Linked DNA regions of Homo sapiens: region 2 is linked to region 1. A link is a contact called in ENCODE Hi-C or POLR2A ChIA-PET data. All regions are on one chromosome and are shown on one strand. The core of a region is the stretch at or near the end of the contact, and the rest is flanking DNA. Distances in the headings are between cores, read along the strand shown. Region 1 holds the start of MCTS2 (MCTS family member 2). Region 2 holds the start of BCL2L1-AS1 (BCL2L1 antisense RNA 1).

Region 1 (6,586 bases), core at 2,276-4,775:
CAGGCTCAAGTGATCCTCCTGCTTCAGATCCTCCCAAGTAGCTAGGACTACAGATGTGTGTTACCACTCCTAGCTAATATTTTAATTTTTTGTAGAGATAGGGTCTTGCTGTTACCCAGGCTGGTCTTGAACTGCTGGCCTCAAGTGATCCTCCCGCCTCAGCCTCCTAAAGAGTTTTATACAATCTTAAAATGCTATTTCCTGCATGAAACACAGTTCACATGTGTTAAGTCCTTATGTGTGGAATTTTCCACTTGTGGTGTCATGTCAGTGCTCAAAAACTTTTGGGTCTTGGAACATTCTGGATTTCAGATTTTCGGATTAGAGATGCTCAACCTGTAGGTGGATTTTCTATTACTTATAAACAGTGGATACACTGAAGAACAAAACCAAGGCAGTTTGAGAGGCACGGGATAGACAGCACCCGACACTCAGGTGCCAAGGGGACCCCAGTGAGGGGTCTCGGCTTAGAGGTTTTCTCTCCTGGAAAGCCCCTGCGCGTGCCCCCCGGGCTGGGTTAAACACTTCCCCTCCATGCTCGCTCCCATTTTGGCTCATTTCACGCCATGCTGCACCACGACCAAGTGGCCAGGGGCCGGGACCTGGGCAGGATGAACACAGCCAGATGAATCAATTGAGGATAAGGAAACCAGGCTGGGGAGCCACAGGAGGAAGAGGTACATGGGGAAGAGATAGGGAGATGCACTGACTGAAACGGGCTGTGGGGGCATGGCCCGGCAGGGGTGGGGGAAGGGGTTCCCTGTGGCAGGGTGGTCACTTACATTTTATTGGTGCCTCGAAGGACTTGGCCACTGTCACCATCACATTGGTGCCAAATACCTAGAAGGAGAAAAAAAGAGCAGTATGAAGGGAAGTGAGGGGCTGTGGGGGGAAGAATGGCTGTCCCTGGGCTTCTAGATGTGCTGCTGCCTGGGATCTGAGGGGAGCTGGGAGGGGCTCCAGTGCAGATCTGAAGCTGAGGTGAGGTGGCCACTGATACTGGTTCTGGGCAACAAAGGGGAAATTCGAGGGAGTATAGAAAAGACCTCTGATGGCCCAAGCCAGGCAGCCTATGTTTGTTCACAGTTCTGTTCCTCCCAAGTGATAAAGTCCCCCAGCGCTACCCACTTGAGAGGGGAAGAGGCTGCCTGGGGCCAGGAAAAGGGTACCTGAGTCAGGCTGACGTCAGTCCCTCTGTGATGCCTCTCAGAGTGAATGTGAATGCCCTTGCTGGGCCCATTCATCAACATTCTTCCACCCCTACCTGAACTTCTTTGAGTCTCAACTCCCTTGCCAAGGAGACATGGGATTAGGTAACACCCCTGCTAGCAAGGAAGAGAGGCAGGTGGTCGGAAGGCACCGGGCATGAGTGTGCTCTCAGAAAGAGGTAGAATCTGCTCTCTCTGGCTCCATCTCACAGATGGGCCCAGAGAGGACTTGCTCTGCGGTCCGGAACTTCAGCCCAAAACAGCTCTTCTCCGTCAGATGACTGCAACTTGGGCCAGAGAGGCAGGGTGATGAGATGAGATGGCCCCGGAGCCAGACATCCTTGGCATCCCTGCCTGACTCACCCAGAAGACATCGTAGATGAAGAGTCCGCCCAGCAGGATGCAGCCAGTGCTGACATTGTTGAGGTGCAGGAGCTCTACTCCATTAAGGGAGAAGGCCAGGCCAAAAAGGTTGTTGGCAATCCAGTGCTGAGGAAAGCGGGGAGTGAGACCAGCTTGCTGTGACCCACCCTGCCCTGTCAACCCCATCCTCCCCTTCTGCCCAGGTCCTGACTACTCACCTTCCTCAGCAGGTACCAGACGCCAACGATGCTGCTCAGGCCCAGGCACACCAGGTCCTTGGTGTCAAATTCATAATTGATGATCTCTGAGCAGAGAGGCCAGGTAAGTCCACTCCCTGAGGCAGGGCTACCCCTCCCACCTGTCAGCCCCTGGACGGAGGAGGGCATGGCTGTGGGCACTGTGAGAGGTTCACAGGCTGGCGGGGCTAAGCCTTGGCTGCCCCAGATTAGTATGAGTTTCAGAAGGGGAGAGCTCACTGGAGCCACCCCAACCCCTCCAATTTCCTACAGGAGGGAATGGAGGCCCAGAGAGAGACTTACAAGCCTGGCACAGTGTCAGCGGGAAGTGGTCTTTGGTGTTAGAAGCACAGGCTTTGTTACTTGTAGCTGGGTGACCTTGGGGAAGGCAGTGCCCTCTCTGAGCTTCAGTTTTCTTATCTGTAAAAAGGGGATAACAGCACCCCTTCTTAGGGCTGCTGTGGGGGAATAAGTAAGACAGTCCTTACAATGCATTCAGCACAGTGCCTGGCACATAGTGGGTGCTCAGTCAGTGCCAGCTGCCTCTGAGCCCAGGTCTTTAGAAAGGTCGAGTTAATTCTGGAATCTTTCTACTTTGCCACCAAAGGATGAAGAAGGTTAGCGGCAGCCTCAGTTCACTAGCAGGCGATGAAGAAGGGAAGAGATGCAGGTCTCAAGGAAAGGCCGGAGTCCCCGAGGCTGCTTTTGTGGGGGGCCCTGTGGTAGACATCTTGATGTTAGACCATTCTCAATTGCTTCCAAGCTTCCTAAGAAGACAACTAGAGGCTGTGGAGTTTGCCGGGAGTCACAGAGTCCAGACACTCCTTTCACATTCCAGAGTGTTAGCAGACTGCTTGCTGCTTGTCCCCTAATTTGTTTTTTCATCTGTGGTAAGAGCACCCTGATTTGTTTTCTATAAAGTATCTGTTAAACTTATTTAGCATAACCACAGAGGCATTGTATTCACGCTGTCACACACAGACACAAACACACATACGACACAATCAATATCCACATTTAGCCCCCCAAATGCATTCCTTCTGAGGCTCATTTATATGTCTTCATGTGCCACAGCCCATCATTTAAATAATGGATATTTTCAATGCCAATTCCTTTGTTGACTTTCTCAATATCTTCTGCAGACATCTTCATGACCCCAACACACAGAGCATGCTGTTTTCCTTCCGCTGTGACTGCTACAATCGTATCTACTGCAGCAGGGTACAGCTTAGCTCCAGGAGAAGTTAAACCTGGACACATAATATTTGCGCCACTGAGTACAAATTTGATAGCTCCTTTATCAACCTGCTGGTGTGGCAGGATAAAAGGGTATTTGTGAAGCAACCTTAGAGTTGGACAAAAAGGCCCCTTTCTTTGTCTAAAAAACAATAATTCCCCACTTACGGTAAGGATTTCTGTATGTTCGTGGCATCGGACTATTTTGACAGGATCTTTCTTAGGCATGATTTGATTAAGCCATGGTTCAATACCTGGAAATTGCTCTACCAGTTGGCTCTTAATGCCCTTAATAACTGACGTTTTCAACTGGATGCAGTTGGACACACTTTCCTTTTCATCAAACTTCTTGAACATGATCCAGGGTGAAGCGGGCGACAACAGGGAAACAAACGGAATTGGCAAGGCTCCGGTGGAGTCCCCTGCAGGAAGGCCGGCGCGGGCGCCACGCGGCCTGCCAGACGGTCAGAGCCGTTGTCGCTAACCGGAAGATGACACAGCCAGCGCGCTTTACGGCCCGGTGAAATCTGACAACTTCCGCTCTCTGAACGCCACGTCACGACTGCGCTTGGCCCGCTGTTCCTTCGACTGCTGATTCCTCTCCAATGAGGATCGCTGAAACAGTAGGGCTTGACAAGCTAGAAATGATACGAATGCTTTCTCCTTGCCGGAACAGAAGACTGCAGATGCGCACCCTGATGAGTTAGTTCTAACTGGACACGAGACCGACTCACGGCCATTTTCCAGCTTCTCTTATAGCTAAATGGACAGGGAATATGGATGCCTCTCCTTCCTTCTGGCTGGACAGTGGAGTGATGACACTATCCTGACCCGAGGGCCAGTGCTGTATATGGCGGAGCATGAGATAGAGAGGGCCTGGGACCTTGAAGACTGTGGTATAAGCCTAGCCTTTTTACTGTTTTATTTATTTATTTTTTTAGACGGGGTCTTGCTCTGTCGCCCAGGCTGGAGTGCACTGACCGTGGCTTACTGCAGCCTCGAACTCCAGGGCTCAAGTGACCCTCCTGCATCAGCCTCCCAAAGTGTTGGGATTACAGGCATGAGCCACCGCGCCTGGCCAAGCTTAGTCTTTTTTTTTTTTTTTTGAGACAGGGTCTCACTCTGTCGCCCTGGCTGGAGTGCAGTGGCGCGATTTCGGCTCACTGCAACCTCCGCCTTCCCAGGTTAAAGCGATTCTCCTGCCTCAGCCTCCCGAGTAGCTAGGATTACAGGTACACGCCACCATGCCTGGCTAATTTTTTTTGTGTTTTTAGTAGAGACGGGGTTTCGCCGTGATGGCCAGGCTGGTCTGGAACTCCTGATCTCAAGTCATCCGCCTGCCTCAGCCTCCCAAAGTGCTGGGAGGCGTGAGCCATCTCACCTGGCCCAAGCTCAGTCTTTAAAAAAAAAAAATCAACAATTGTTTAACAGAGGTTCCTTAGAGATGCACAAAGCAATCACATAAAATTGCTGCCGATTAGGGACAAGGCAGCATGTGCTAGGCACCAGTAAGAGAGAGTGCTACGGCCGGGCGCGGTGGCTCACGCCTGTAATCCTAGCACTTTGGGAGGCGAATCAAGAGGTCAGGGGATGGAGACCATCCTAACACGGTGAAACCCCGTCTCTACTAAAAATACAAAAAAATTAGCCGGGCGTAGTGGCGGGCGCCTGTAGTCCCAGCTACTCGGGAGGCTGAGGCAGGAGAATGGCGTGAACCCAGGGGGTGGAGCTTGCAGTGAGCCAAGATTGTGCCGCTGCACTCCAGCCTGGGCGACAGAGCGAGACCCTGTCTCGAAAAAAAAAAAAAAAAAAAAAAGTGCTAGATTTCACATGCTCAGTATTGTATACAAGAGAAATACCTGCTGGGCGTGGTGGCTCACTCACGCCTGTAATTCTAGCGCTTTGGGAGGCTGAGGTGGGCAGATCACTTGAGGTCAGGAGTTTGAGACCAGCCTGGCTAGCATGGCAAAACTCCATCTCTACTAAAAATACAAAAAAATTAGCTGGGTGTGGTAGCACACGCCTGTAATCTCAATTACTCAGTTGGCTGAGGTTTCAGTGAGCTGAGATCGCACCACTGCACTCCACCCTGGGTGACAGAACAAGACTCTGTCTCAAAAAACAAAAAACAAAGAAATACCTGCTGTTTGGTCAAGCATTGATAATCTTGTTACAGCATTTGAATCCATACCCTAACTAACCTACAAATCCCAGGATCTCCACACTTCCCCATAGTTTGCATTTTTTTACAATTTTTTTGTAGAGATGAGGTCTCACTATGTTGCCTAGGCTGGTCTCAAATTCCTGGCCTCAAGTGATCATCCTGTCTTGGCCTCCCAAATTGCTGTGATTACAGGCATGAGACACTGTTTCTGGCCAGTTTTTATTTTTGAAAAAAGAGCTGTGGAACCCCCTTTTCAAACCTTAGGTGAGGCAGTGATCACACTAAAAATATATACGAATAAAATAATCATGAAGGCCGACTTTGAGTGCTTACTATGAGCCAGGCACCATGCTGAATGCTTTCCACTTATTGACTCGCCATCTTAACAACATGACTGTGAAGGAGGTACTAGATTAACACTTTCATTTTACAGATGGGAAAAAAAACAAAAACAAAAACACCCAATGCTCAGAGAGGTAAGGCGTTCACCCAGGGTCCCATGTCTAGACAATAGCAGAGTTGGAATGTGAATCCAGGCCATGGAATTCCAGAGCCCACTTCATCAGTTGCTCTATTGGAGAACCCCAATATTGGAGAGACAAAGGGAATGGTGGAGGAAGACACCCAAGGCACACTACAGGGGAAAGTGGTTAGCACTGACCTTCCTTGTTTTCCCCAGAACCCTGTGTGAAGAGCAGCTGGTACTGTCGATTTGGAAAGCTGGCTGGAAAAAACTTATTCATGAAGGGGCTGGAAGGAAAGACAAAGCAAGTCGGCAAACAGAGCCCCCATGGGCAGTCAGCCTTAACACACCCCTGCCCCATTTACAGCTGGCACCCTTACAGCTGTCCTGATAGGTAGGTGTTACTGTTCCCACTCTACAGATGTGAAAACAGAGGCCCTCAAAAGGTAAGTGATTTGCCCAGAGTCACACAGGGGTCCTATATCTCAGCTAAGACTCAAACCTAGGTTTTTGCACTCATAGTGATTTCTCTACTGCCTTTTTGTTAACATCAAAGAAATGCAAAGCAGAAGCAGATAGACTGAAGGCAAAATACCATTTTTGGGAGAGCAGAGGATCCCAAAGTCTGGCCCACATGCCACCTATATGAGTCCCTTGTCAAGAAGCATATTTGTGGACTCCCTTCCAAACCTATCAAGTTAGATGACCTGACAGTCACCCCCACCCCACTCCATGACTTGACATTCTGCTTTCCAACAGCAGGACTGAGATTTTTACAGACTCAGCTGGAATCAATCAGCCAGATGAATCATAGCCCCTGGGCAGGATCACCATCACATTCACTCCTTCCACAAGGCCTCAGTTGTTTAAGACCAGCTTGGCCTCGTCTCTAGAAGCATTCTCTCTGATTACCCAG
Region 2 (6,586 bases), core at 2,565-5,064, 130 kb before region 1:
ATTCATCTGTACAGTGGGGAGAGAAGGGTGTTGCAGGGATTTGCTCCCTTCCCCAAATCCTCCAGAGCTGTTGCCTTCTGCTGTGGAATTCCAAACATTTCTGATCAGATAAAGGTGGCTGAAAATACTTGGGACTTGTCTGGACTAGTTGGAGGCGGTGCTGGGGTGAAGAGGTCGAGGCCACAGGAGCTAGAGCGTGGAAAGATCTAGCCTTGCCCAGGAGTCTGCCTGGTCATAGATGTGCCTATTGCTCTCTTCCCCTGGAATCCTGCAGGTTCAGAGCAATGCCCAGCGGGCTTTGAGGTGGAGAAGGATCAGACTCCTTTGTGGCAACAAGTTCTCCTACTTCAGAATGTTGCTTCTCAATTTACACACTAATTACTGGATCTTTTGGATACCCCTGAGAGAGAGAACCCTGGTAGTCACTCATCTGTCTGCATGAGTTACTTTCATTCTCCTTATGCTGTAGCCCTAGACGGAGCCCTTTGAGATGATTCCCACTTCATTTGACAGTTGGGGAAAGGCCCATACTTTCCCAGAGTCTCAGGCAGGGGAAAGGACTCACCTGCAAATCAGCGATGGAACTGGGAAACAAAATCCACATCCACTGACTGTCAGCCCAGTACTCTCTTCCCCACAGCATCCAGCACTGATCTGCATCAGACAAGGGAGTCGCCATAGCTTTGGGTGGAGAGGAGGAAGGAGAAGCTGCTTTGGACTATGGAGCACTTGGGGTCAAAGACCTCAGAAAGAAGTCCTAGTTTTTGGAGATTGCTACCCCATTCCTGCCTGTTGCCTCAGCACAGTGCAAAAGATGCCTTTTCTAGAACTTTCCCATAAGCTTCCTGTCCCCTTTCCTTATCCTGAGAGAAAGTGTCTGGAGAATACTGGACACCTTGCATAATCACCTGCTATATTGGGGCCTCTTTCTAGTTTTGCCAGGCAGTGAGGAAAGGGATGAAGAGAGTGGGAACTGGCCTTTCTTCTCTTCCCTCCTCTCTGTCCAACACTCAGCCAGACTCTTCAGCACCTTCTCTGGACCCAGCACTGGGCAAGGCCTAGGGGACAGAGCCCATGGTCAGATGGGGGAAGAAGTGAGCAGCTAGGCTCCTTGAGAAAGTGACCTGTGGATTAAGACCTCAGAGATAAGTGGGACAGAGCTTGGTAGAAGCACCAGTGTGGGCAAAGGTCCTGAGTCTGAACAGAACATGGCATGTGAGGAATGAAGCAGCCTGGCCCTAGGTGAAGCTGAGAAAACCCTGCAGGCCCTTGTAAGCCATAGAGAAGGCTCCGAGACACAAGCTGAGCCATGGTCTACTAGTAAGAACAATAAACCAGACATTTACTCAAAGTTAACTATGTGCCATGCACAATTCTAAGACCTTTACATGTATTAATTTGAATCCTCATGGTATTCTTTTGAAATAAGGACATTTTGGGCCAGATGCAGTGGCTGACGCCTGTAATCTCAGCACTTTGGGGGGCCGAGGTGGGTGGATCATTTGAGGTCAGGAGTTTGAGACCAGCCTGACCAACATGGTGAAATCCAGTCTCTACTAAAAATACAAAAAAATTAGCCAGGCATGGTGGTGCATGCCTGTAGTCCCAATTACTTGGGAGGCTGAGGCAGAAGAATCACTTGAACGTGGGAGGCAGAGGTTGCAGTGAGCCAAGATTGTGCCACTGCACTCCAGCCTGGGCGACAGAGTGAGACTCTGTCTCAAAAAAAAAAAAAAAAATTAAATAAGGATTTTTTTAATCCGCATTTTACAGATGAGGTCAAAAGCAAAATATCTTAATCTAGTTTGCAAGACTTATTGGTTCTCTGCCTGCTCTGTGCTCTGGCAGCCCAGCTTGGTAGAGAAGTAGAAATTAATTGCCTTTATCCAGATAGCACTTCCATTTCACAAATGAGACAACTGATACTTGGAGGAGAGCAGGAGAGCAGCAGCGGAGAGAGAGCAGAACTAAGACCAGCCAGTCAAGGGAGACAGAGGGAGACGAGCATCAGCTCCCTGACAGGGAAGAGTTTTCCAACGGGGCTGTCCGAAGATGAAATGTCCCACCCAGGAAGGAGGGAGCTCTCCATAAGTGCATAAGGAGAGAATGCCCTCGAGATGACTACCAACTCCCATGGGTGTGGACCATCAGAATGAAACAGACCCACTGTGGGACTTCAGCACTCCACCCTTCTGAACCCTGTCTGTGAAATGGGGGTGTTCGTGGTGAGCTTGAGTATTACATGGAAGGTTGGATGGGCATGCTGTAAGGTCCCTGGAGTCTCCGACTCTGTTCCAAGGGTGAGTATTGGTTTTTCTCACCCTGGACACTGGGAGAAGAATGGAGGGCTGTGGCCATCTACTTACGAAAGAATAGGGAGTCACCAGGGTTGAAATGAGAGAGTTGAGATGACGGGAGGCATCGGAATCCCAGGGGATGAGCCTATATGAGCACATAGCAGCCACCCAGGAACAGTTAAATGTTTGGACTCTGGAGACAGACTGCCTGTATTCAAATCCCAACTCTACCACTTGTGGCCTCTGTGACCTTGGGAGGGTGATTTATCCTCTCTGCCTCTGTTTCCTCATCTGTAAGCTGGAGAGTAATAACAGCATGTACTCGGTGGGATTATTGTGAGGATTAAGCAAATTCTTTACACACGAAGCACTTAGCACCATGCCTGGTACTTAGTAAACATCAGCTGTTTTATCTCCATCGGTTCCAGGGAAGGAGGTTATGAGCCCCCAAATGAGCATCTCTGCCCCCAGTAAATGCTTTTCTGAATTCTCTCTCTTTGCCCCCAAGCCCATCACCCTGGTTCTGAGCCAGAGAGATGGAGAGCCCACACTCGCACTGCTAGGCCTGATAGCTTTCTCGATTCCCCAGCGGAGGTGTTATCTCCTCCCGGCACAACCGCTTCCTTTTCTGAGAAATGCAAGTGCATCTGTCAGGCACAGCTTCTTAGAACTAATGGTGGGGGAGGAGGTGGAGGAGGAGAGGCTGGCAGCTGAATTGAACAGGTCAGAGTTGGAGGAAGATAAACATGAAGTTTGTTGTGAGGATACCACCAAATATTCCCTATAGCCCAGATGGCTTGAGCCCTCTATGACACCCCCTGATCTCACCACTACTGCTAGGGAGGTCAAGGCAGGAGAAACTGAGGCTCAGAAGCCAAAAGGCTTGCTGTGGCACCCACCCATACCTGGGCCGGCTGGACTGAGGTGTTGACCCCAACACAGTCTTGCCACCCCTCTCTTTGCCCTGCCTCCACTGAGCTGCTTCTCCAAGTTGCCCACCTCCAGGCCTATGTTTCCGTGGGGGAGAGGAGAAAGGCCATGTTCTTCTCACATCTCGGGAGCCAACAGCTCCCCTGGGAAAACCAGAGGAAGTGGATTCCAACCACAAACCTCACTTCTTCCGAGTCTCCGCCTGCAACTCCCTGCCAAAAGAGTGATAAGGCCTCTCCGTTTGCCCTACCCCCTTCCTACCATCTCCCAGCGATCTTCTAGCAAGGCCATGTTTGTCTATTCAGCACACATTTATCAGCCTCTCCCTCAGGGAAACTGAGGCCAGGAGCATAAGGTGACTCTGCAGGTGACTCACAGCCTGCCAATGCAGGGATGTGAGAAGGACAGAACAAGGTACAGTTCTGGTGTCCCTGGCACTTTTCCTGGCTGCTAGTAGCCTCTTCCTCTTCTCCACCTACCTCTTTCCTGAAATAACCAAGCAGGAAGGAAGCAATGGGCCTGGGCCCTCCAGAGTCACCCAAGAGGAAGGAAGGGTTCGTCTGGCACAGGCATGCTTGTTCCTCACTGAAGCCAGGACGGAAGGGTTTCACTTTCCCTCCTGGTCTTCGTCACATCCTTTTCCTGTGGCACCAGTTCCCCTCAGCTGGCAGGAGCCAGTGCTTATTCATTCAGCTGATGGCCTCAGGCTACTTTACCCTCCTTGACAGACCCAGGGCCATGGCCCTGGCTCAGAATATGGGGTTTGCTGCCAAACATACTGGGGCTTAAAAATGGCTTCCCTTTTTTTTTTTTTTTTTTTGAGACGGGGTCTCATTCTGTCGCCCTGGCTGGAGTGCAGTGGTGCTGTCACAGCTCACTGCAGTTTCAACCTCCCAGCCTCAAGCAATTCTCCCACTTCAGTCTCCTGAGTAGCTGGGACTATAGGTGCATGCCAACACACTCAGCTAAATTTCTAAGATTTTTCTTATAGAGATGGGGGTCCCACCATATTGCCCTGGCTGGTCTCGAACTCCTGAGCTCAAACAGTCTGCCCACCTTGAACTCTCAAAGATGCTGGGATTACAGGTGTGAGCCATCACAGCTAGCTGCCACTTATCCACTTTAGCTAGGTCTCAGTATCTCTGAGCCTCAGGTTACCTGGACTTAGAATGAAGGCCTTCCTCAGCCACAGAAGTACATGGACCTGGCCCATGATTGTCCTTTAGAAACTGAGCAGAGTACTGCATCAACGTTAGGAGTAAAGGCACTGAACCAGATTGCTGGTGTAGGCATCCCAGTTAGGTCACCAGCTCACTACATGGCCTTGAGCAATTCACAGATCATCTGTGGGCCACATATCCATCAGCTATATGGGTTAATGGTAGTACCCACTGACAGAGTGTAGAGACAACTAATGAACTAATCTACAAAAAAACCAAGAAGAGTACCTTACAGAGTATGTGCTCAGGAAGTGTGCGCTGCTGCTGAAGTCACTAAGGAAGTCAGGTTTTCTGTGGGTAGAGATAGCAGGGTCTAAGATGGCAAGATTGGACATCAGAATGAGTGTGAATGAAGTACTATCTTGGATAGATTAAAAGAAAAAGAATGGTGTGAGGCCAGAACTCAGACAGATCCTACTCTTGCCACTTCCTAGATAGGGATCTTGGGTAAATTCTGGAGCCTCCATTTTCACATATGTAAAATGGGGCTATTGATAAATGTTATGAGGATCAAATGAAAGCATTCATTTGTTCTTCTAAAATAGATTTATTTAGAATGGCATCTGCTGTGTTCCAAGTATAGCACACCAGGTTCTAGAGATACAGGTGACAGAGCCACACACAGTCAAGTGGGGGAGACAGGACAAAAAATAATCTCTCAAGTGAATATGATGATTGTACATGTAATTGGGAAATATGGCCTAGTGTGCATAGACTGCTTTATAGCTCAGTGCCCAGCACAGGTGAAACACTGAAATGTTTGGTAATGGTCAGCTGTCATAATAATAGTTTTTTGTTTCTTTGCTTTTATCTTTTGTTTTTTTGAGACAGGGTCTCACTCTGTTGCCCAGGCTGGAGTACAGTGGCCCCAAACATGATTCAATGCAGCCCTGACCTCCCAGGCTCAAAGATCCTCCTCAGCATCCTGAGTTGCTGAGACCATAGATGCATACCACCACACCCAGCTAATTTTTTTTTTTTTTTTAATTTTTTTGTAGAGACAGGGTCCTCCTGTGTTGCCCAGGCTGGTCTCAGACTCCTGGGCTCAAGCAATCCTCCTGCCTCAGCTCCTAAAGTATTTTATTACTGTTAACAAGTAAGGGCTGGGTGCGGTGGCTCATGTCTTTAATCCTAGCACTTTGGGAGGCCAAGGAAGGTGGATCACCTGAGGTCAGGAGTTCCAGACCAGCCTGGCCAACATAGTGGAACCCCACCTCTACTAAAATTACAAAAAATTAGCCAGGTGTGGTGGCGGGTGCCTGTAATCCCAGGCAACTTGGGAGACTAAGGCAGAAGAATTGCTTGAACCTGGGAGGCTGAGGTTGCAGTGAGCCAAGATCATGCCACTGCACTCCAGCCTGGGCAACAGAGTGAGAGGCTATCTCAAAAAAAAAAAAAAAAAAAAAGCAAGGACACCATGGACCAGAGAGGTGAAGTAACCTGCTCAAAGTCACACTACTTGGAAGAAGTGGGAAGGGTGGGCACAGTTGCTCATGCCTATAATCCCAGTACTTTGGAAGACCAAGGTAGGAGGATGAGGCCAGGAGTTTGAAACCACCCTGGGCAATGTAGTGAGACTCCATCTCTCCAAAAATTTACAAGAAAAAAAAAAAGAAGGAAATGTGGGCAGTGAAGCCAGGATGGGAACTAAAAGATCAGATTCAAGTAGGGACTATACTTCAGCCTCTGGCTGGTCCTCTGGCACTTGGGCCCCTTTCCTCAGGGCATCATGCCAACCTTTTCACCTGACTTCTACAGGGTCACAGGCACCTACAAGGTGACCTGCATCGTTCAGTTGGCTGCCTCTGGGCAGAGATCTAGCTGAAGTCAGTCTGTGCCTGTCTGAGTAGGTCCTGGGCCAGACTTGGTCCCTGCCTGCACTGAGCCCCCAGACTGTTGGGGGAAACCAGGCACACAGAGGCCATCAACCCAGGAACACCCCTCCTCTCCCTCCCACCTCAGGGCCTTTGCACTTATTACCTCTGCTAAAACAGGCTTTTTTTTTTTTTTGAGACAGGGTTTTGCTCTTGTTGCCCAGACTGGAGTACAATAATGTGATCTTGGCTCACTGCAACCTCCATCTCCTGGGTTCAAGCAGTCCTCCTGCCTCAGCCTCCCAGGTAGCTGGGATTACAGATG

What was found. A loop is a pair of places that touch in the nucleus more often than their neighbours do. ChIA-PET counts read pairs that join two places held with the same protein, here RNA polymerase II (POLR2A). Pooled maps may share reads with other maps.
Region 2: a loop to region 1 is called in a pooled map, with 3 times the contacts of the local background. The contact joins the promoter of BCL2L1-AS1 here to the promoter of MCTS2 in region 1. A Hi-C loop is called at or near these places in 3 of 50 pooled maps. POLR2A ChIA-PET finds 5 or more read pairs at or near these places in 10 of 52 experiments (A549, A673, GM12878 and 6 more).

What each region holds. Positions count from the first base shown.
Region 1 is chr20:31,544,318-31,550,903 of GRCh38, reverse strand. MCTS2 (MCTS family member 2) reads right to left here and starts at 3,525. Exons shown (of 1, transcript NM_001397496.1): 1 at 2,823-3,525. The coding sequence starts at 3,400. The coding sequence ends at 2,855. HM13 (histocompatibility minor 13) reads right to left here. Exons shown (of 13, transcript NM_178581.3): 4 at 5,869-5,957; 5 at 1,790-1,875; 6 at 1,572-1,697; 7 at 783-840. RefSeq lists enhancers at 67-566, 567-1,068, 2,571-3,770.
Region 2 is chr20:31,672,336-31,678,921 of GRCh38, reverse strand. BCL2L1-AS1 (BCL2L1 antisense RNA 1) reads right to left here and starts at 3,814. Exons shown (of 4, transcript NR_187576.1): 1 at 3,707-3,814; 2 at 566-654. The region is part of intron 2 of BCL2L1 (BCL2 like 1); the gene reads left to right. It overlaps LOC124904883 (a long non-coding RNA gene), which reads right to left. Exons shown (of 3, transcript XR_007067559.1): 3 at 4,675-4,738. RefSeq lists a cis regulatory region at 2,894-2,911 and enhancers at 2,831-2,975, 3,212-3,311, 3,282-3,576, 3,909-3,958, 3,979-4,028 and 1 more.